2 separate regions of the Homo sapiens genome follow, and region 1 is linked to region 2. Evidence: chromatin contacts called from ENCODE Hi-C or POLR2A ChIA-PET data. All regions are on one chromosome and are shown on one strand. The core of a region is the stretch at or near the end of the contact, and the rest is flanking DNA. Distances in the headings are between cores, read along the strand shown.

What was found. Hi-C counts contacts between places; a loop is a spot of excess contacts on that map. ChIA-PET counts read pairs that join two places held with the same protein, here RNA polymerase II (POLR2A). Pooled maps may share reads with other maps.
Region 1: a loop to region 2 is called in a pooled map, with 2.9 times the contacts of the local background. The contact joins the promoter of LINC02846 here to the enhancer-like site in region 2. A Hi-C loop is called at or near these places in 6 of 50 pooled maps. POLR2A ChIA-PET finds 5 or more read pairs at or near these places in 4 of 52 experiments (B cell, CD8-positive, alpha-beta memory T cell, MCF 10A and 1 more).

The regions. Positions count from the first base shown.
Region 1 is chr9:136,107,434-136,110,685 of GRCh38, forward strand. LINC02846 (long intergenic non-protein coding RNA 2846) reads right to left here and starts at 2,003. Exons shown (of 2, transcript NR_189286.1): 1 at 1,932-2,003; 2 at 416-1,386. RefSeq lists enhancers at 653-1,265, 1,877-2,489, 2,118-2,167, 2,490-3,101, 2,678-2,787 and 2 more and a silencer at 2,198-2,387.
Region 2 is chr9:135,925,007-135,928,303 of GRCh38, forward strand. No RefSeq gene overlaps it. Among named protein-coding and RNA genes, the nearest start is that of CAMSAP1-DT, 19 kb to the left of the region's middle. RefSeq lists enhancers at 789-868, 1,905-1,954. Within about 2 kb of position 1,970, at least 8 of the 41 ENCODE cell types and tissues checked have a DNase peak (open chromatin) inside an H3K27ac peak, as active enhancers do.

The DNA of each region.
Region 1 (3,252 bases), core at 753-3,252, 180 kb after region 2:
CTCACCTGCCAGTGGCTACCCAGGCAGGGGCTTCCCTGTTCCTCAAGGGGCCGGAGTCCCTCCGTTCTTTGGGGGACCATCTGAGGGAGCACGGGAAGGAGCCATGGATGTGGAGGGCGGCAGAGCCAGGACGTGAGACACGACAGCAGAAAACACTTGGGCACACAAATGCCACACCCCCACACGCACATACGTGCACACATACATGTGCCAGGCACGCACCCCAGCCAGGTGGAGGAGGGTGGGGGTCAAACCAGGCTGCACCGAGCACAGGTGGTGGCTGAGTTCCGGTTGGCCCAGCTCCAGGCTGTGGGGAGAAGAGAGATGGCGGCATTCTTTCGGACGCTTTTATCCACTATGGGAGCAGGAAGACAGCCAGGGTTATCACAGCACAATTTGAAAAACATACAAATAATTCATGTCAGCATAACGTCATGGTGTTGTCAATAATGAATCCACACTTAAAACCCAGATTGATAGCTTCAAAGGGCAGCCCCCACCCCTGGACAGGTAGGCAGGGCGCAGAGCCAGCCCCTCTTGGTTCTGAGAAGCAAACTCGGAAGCAGTTCAGGTCAGAGGAGTCCAGGGACCGCCCTTGCTGGGAGGAAATGGGTGCAGTGCGGCCCAGCGCAGTGAGCGGGGCCAAGGGTCTAGCAGCACTCGAGTTCTGCCCAAAGACGAGAGAGAGGGTGCCGGCCTACGTGCGCCCGCTGGGAAGAACTGGAAATCCATGTGCTCCCGTTCTGCGAATCCCTTCACCAGGGCGTCGGCCACCGGAGTGGGAAAAAACCTCTCCCGGCGTGAGAGCTGGGGGCAGGCCCAAGGTGCTAGGGGCTCCCGGGAGGACTGGCCATGGCCACCCAGCATCCCTGTGCCTGGCCTGGGCCTCGGTGGCCAGTCCTCCTCGGCTGCAGACCCCAGTGAGGACAGGGACCTCACCACCCACTGCCTGGCTTCTGAGGCAGCAGTGCCCCCATTAAACCTGAGATGAACTTCTCTGGGTCTTTCAGGAAGGAGCCCCGCCCCAGCATCTGGGCTCCCAGGACGAGGGCAGTCACTAAGTGGTGATGTCATGTCACTCATCGGCCTCTTCTGCCTGTGGCCATACAACAGGCCCAGGCCTGTCCCATCCCGAGGGAGGCAGATCCTGGCTGGAGCTGGCGGAGACTTACGGCCACACCCTGCCAAGGTGTGCCCACTGGGACCCGGGCCCAGCCTGTCACGGCGCCTCTCCCTGTGCCATCCGCCAGCCCAGGCTTGATTGAGCTCCATATGAATATTCATACAGCATTCTGCTGGGACCGTCGTTAATATTCTGAGGAAGCGGCAAGAATGCCCGTCCCCATGTCGTGAGCCATGGTCAACGTGCTGCTGACACGATGGTGGCTGTGGATTTTTCGGATGCAATTGTCAGGCCTCCAGGCTCAGGAGGGTGGAGGCAGCACCGCCATCTCCAGGCCCCACCAGCACCCATCCTCTGACCACGGACCTCCCAGGCACCCCACCTGCCCCCTGGCCTTTGCCTACCACCGTGTCCTTACCTGACCCAACCTCGACCAAATGCCCCTCTTCCTCACCGCTCCTGCCCCTGCTTCTCCTCCTCAGCCCTGACCCCTCTGCCCTCCCCGCCCTGCCTCCTGCCCCTGCTTCTCCTCCTCAGCCCTGACCCCTCTCCCCTCCCCGCCCTGCATTTACCCCACGCCCACAGCCCTCACAGGGCGGGGACACCGAGGTTCTCCCATAAATTAACCAAGCCCCTTTACGAAGCCCCTTCCCAAATAGAGCCGGCGCCCTCCTCCCCTGGGCCCGGGTCACCGCTGGGTCAGCGCCTACCGGCTCCCCAGGCCTGCCCCATGCCCTCAGCTAGAGGCAAACCCAAGCTCATGGGCGCAGCGAAGCTGGCAGGAGGGGCCCTGGGGGCTGTGGCTCACCCCTGCATGGCCCTCCTGCTGCCCTGAGAGCCCCTTGGCTCCGGCTGTCCCCATTAGTCGGGTAGGACTCTTGGGCCCCGCCCCACCTGCCCCTTCCAGTCTCCGCCCAGGTCAGGACGGCAGGTGGCCCCAGCAGGGCTGGCCTGAGATGGAGGAACGCGGCCCCGACCCGGGCTATGGGGAGACTCTGGATGTGGCGGTGGATCCGCTGACGGGGCTTTGGGATGTGATTATTTCCTGGGGGCTGACGGTAGCCCAGGAGCACCAAGACCCAGCTCTGCCTTCCGCCTCCCACGGGGCCTCTCCTCTGCAGGAGGCCATACAAGGACTGCACGGAAGGGGAGCGGCCCCGCAGGGAGGGGGCGCCTGGCAGCCCGCCCGCCGCAGCAGCCTGCAACCCCGCCCCCAGGCGCAGTGCGCGCCACAGCAGCCCTGCCAGAGCCCGTGTGACACAGCTGCCGGCATGCCCGGGCACGCTGCCCAGCTGGGCTGGGGGAGGGGCGCCGGGCCAGGAGCCGCTGAATCAGCTGCACCCGGACGGCCCCGCCTGGGCAAGGATGCTGGTGCGGCGGGGCGCTCTCTCTTTTGGGAACCGTCAGGAGGCGCGCCAGGCGGTGGGGTGGGGGGTGTTTCTGGACTGCGGCCTCTGCAGCCTGCTGCATGGGAAGTGCGGCTCACCGGGGCTGGGTGCAGGGCAGCCCCCGCCTCCGAGGGCATGAGCGGAGGCCTGCAGGGAGGGCCTGGGCAGAGAGGGGCCCTTTCCAAAGGAGACCCATAAGGAAGAAGAGAAACGCACTGGCCTCTGCAGATCGAAGCACGTTTGTCTCCCCCAGAAAACGCTGAATCAGCACTCACAGCACTGCCAGGGCCCGCGCCCTCCTCCGATCGCACGCTGGAGGGGACAGGCCCTTCCAAGATCACGGAGCATCAATATCACCATCGACGCAGCGGCACCGGGGGAGTCATGCTCTGGTCTGGAGTGGGGGCCGCGCCTGGCCCTGCCGTCCTTCCTGCTGGGGGCTGTGTTTGGAGCCGGGCACCTTCCCCCTCAGCCCCTGCTGTCCTGTCCTGCCCCCTGCGGAGGGGCGGGAGGTGGAGGACATTCCTGTGTGTGTGCGTTTGGGGTGGTTTTGCCTGTGGAGGCTGCACATGGGGGCTCTGACGGGGCAGCCTTCCGAGGCCACCCTGTGCTGGGGATGGGACAGCACGTGGCCCATCTTGACCGAGCATCTTAGATCTTGAAATCCCCAGCACCACCCCCTTCCAGCCACTGCCTGCCCTCTGCTGGCTCCTCAGCTTGGATTCCACTTTTCAGCAACAG
Region 2 (3,297 bases), core at 720-3,219:
TGTCGCTGCGTCAGGGCTCACCTCCTCGTGTGCCGAACACCCCATTGTCTGGGTGACCACATGTTGCCCCCCTACTCCTCCACCAATGGGCTTCGTGTTGTCGCCACCTCTTGGCTGCTGTGAACCCGTTTGACTTTTTGAACTAACTTTCAGATTCACTCTTGTAGTTTCAAGGTCGAACCTACAGAAGGCGAAAGAAACCCGCCGGCTCAGGAATTGTGCAACCAGTGGCCTGGCGGCTGCAGGTCCCCCGTGCTGGGGGTCTTGACTTTGATGCTTTCCCAGGTGCCCACTTGTTTCAGGAGCCTCCAACCTGTGAACCTCGCACACACAGCTTGGTGCATGTCAGGTAGAGCCTAGTAGAGCTGTTCTTTTTTGGGGGGGTGGGGGATGGAGTTTCACTCTTGCTGCCCAGGCTGGAGTGCAATGGCGTGATCTCGGCTCACTGCAACCTCCGTCTCCCAGGTTTAAGCAATTAATGGTGAGGGCAGCCACATCATGGAAGTGGTGGGCCCAGCCTGGATAGGAGGGAAGCAGCGAGAGTGTCCGCTGTCTGCGAGGGCCACCCTGGCCCCGGACTCACTCCTGGGTAGGGCCTGTGGGGTCAGACCCCCTCCCTCAGCGAGCCCCAAGGAAGCGTGGGGTCCGACCGCCGCCATCCTGGGACTGAGTTTGGAGGCCTCAGTGCTTGGCTGGCAAGAGCAGCCACCTGGGGACACGGTGATTAATTCAGCATCAGAATGCAAGCGTGGGAGTTTCCAGGAACACTGAGGTTCAGGTCTGGGGGCGGAAGAGAAAAGCAGCTCATTCTCAGAAAGCACTGAGAGGCCGGGCCCTGTGGCTCATGCCTGTAATCCCAGTGCTTTGGGAGGCTGAGGCAGGATTGCTTGAGGCCAGAAGTTCAAGACCAGCCTGGGCAACACAGCAAGACCCCGTCTCTAGAGAACATTTAAAAACTAGCTGTGCGCAGTGGTGCATACCTGCAGTCCCAGCTACCCTGGAGGCTGAGGCGGGAGGATGCTTGAGCCCAGGAGTTGTGGGCTACAATGAGCCGTGATGGCTGCACTGCACTCCAGCCTGGGTGACAGAACGAGACCTCGTCTCTAAAGTAAATACATAAAACCTAAAAACAACGGCCGGTTGTGGTGGCTCACACCTATAATTCTAGCACTTTGGGAGGCTGAGGTGGGCAGATCACAAGATGAGGAGTTCGAGACCAGCCTGGCCAACATGGTGAAACCCCGTCTTACTAGAAATAAAAAAATTAGCTGCGTGTGGTGCTGGGCGCCTGTAGTCCCAGCTCCTCAGGAGGCTGAGGCAGGAGAATGGCATGAACCCAGGAGGCGGAGGTTGCAATGAGCCGAGATCTTGCCACTGCACTCCAGCCCGGGCGACAGAGACTCCGCCTCAAAGAAAAAAAACAAGGAGAGCCCTGCAGGCCCCTCCTTAGGCTGGCCTCAGAGGTCTTCAGTGGCCAGAGGGTGTGAGGATCTGCGGGACGTGCCGACTGGGGCAGCCCCCACCACACCCTGGGATGCACCCTGGCTGGGACCAGTCTCCAAATTCCCCTGCATCCGTCTCAGGCTGGAAAACTCTCCAACAAAGTTGCCTCCAGTCACTGGATGGGAAGCGGCCTCTCAGCTGAGCCGGACCCTCTCTCCTTCAGCTGGTGCTGCAGTGACTCCAAGTGACCAGTGACACCAGGTGTGGCAGCTGCGCACAGCCTTTATCGTGCCGCACTCAAGGGCCCCGGGAAGGGAACCCAGGCAGGGCCCAGTGCCATGGTGGTCTCCACTTCGCCGTGGAGAGAACGGCCAGGTGACCCAACCACAGCGAGGCCTTCAGTGTGTTCCTCACTTCCACCTGTGGCGGTCGCTTCTGGCTGTCACCCTGAGCACATCCATGTGGCCTCTTGGAGTGGCCTCTCCACGTGGCCTAGGCTTCCTGGCAACGCAGCCGCCTCAGGGCAGTGTGACTTCCTGATGGTGGTGACTCAGGACAACAAAAGCGAGAGGCCCTGAGAGTCAGGCGGGCACCACAGGGCCTTGCTGAGGCAGCCGGGGACTCCCGCTCCCTCTGCTGACACCATTGGTGGCCAGTGAGTCAGAGGCAGAGGTGCCAGAGACCCCGCCCGAAGGGAGGAGATCTGAGAGCCTGCAGCCACAGGCTCCTCCAGGACTCGAGCACCGGGGCCGCACAGAGAGCCCTTTCTCTCCTGGGCAGGCCAGGCGGGGATCCCCCAGCGCCCTAACCTGCTCTGTGACCACGGCAATGTGGCCTTGGGGATGTGCCCTGCCTCTCTGGGTTCCAGTGCAGGACTCAGGGCTGGCCACCTGAGAAGCATCTCTAGGACATTCCAAAGCCTGGAACAGGGACAGCATTGTGGCCCTGCTCTGGAAGGCTGCGTGGAAGCCAAGAAGTTGTCCTGGCCTGTCCTGGAGGTGCCTTTGCCCTTGCTTCCTGTCCTTGTCCCCAGGGGCTGCACCCATCCTACTGACTCTGCCAGCAGTGCCAGCCTGGTCCCAGGCACCCTGGAGCTGCTCCATCCCCATTGGGGGCCAAGAGCTGCCGGCCCACACCAGAGGCCCCGGCCACACAGGAGCCACGGGACAGCCGGAAGGGAAGCCAGGAGGCCTTGCTTGGGGAGCTGGGCACACGCCTGGCCTCCCCGTGATGCTCCCCTGGACGACACACGCACGCACACATGCACGCCTGTGCATGCACACAGAGCACACATGCACACACACGCACACCTGTGCATGCAGAGCACACGCACACACACACAAACCTGTGCATGCACACAGCATACACGCATGCACGCCTATGCATGCAGAGCACACATGCACACACATGCACGCCTGTGCATGCACACAGCACACATGCACACACCTGTGCATGCACACACACACATACATGCCTCTGCATGCACACAGCACACACGCACACCTGTGCACGCAGAGCACACACGCACACACACGCACGCCTCTGCATGCAGAGAGCACACACACACACATGCACGCCTGTGCATGCACACAGAGCACACACGCACACCACACCACCACACACACACTTCAAAAACCACACACGGGCGACGCCGCAGGCAGAGTGTACCACAGCCCCGCAGCTGCCACCCCTGCCCTCTGGGAGAGTCCGCTTCCGAGCTCACTTCGAGGAGGATCTTTCTGGCGACAGAGCCAGTGCTGTGGGCGGGAAGGCCCCACCTGACCACACCTCCTGCTCTGTGGCACCTGTGTCCCCGCCACCCCCCAGCCCGAGTAAAATCATTTCTCTAGACTC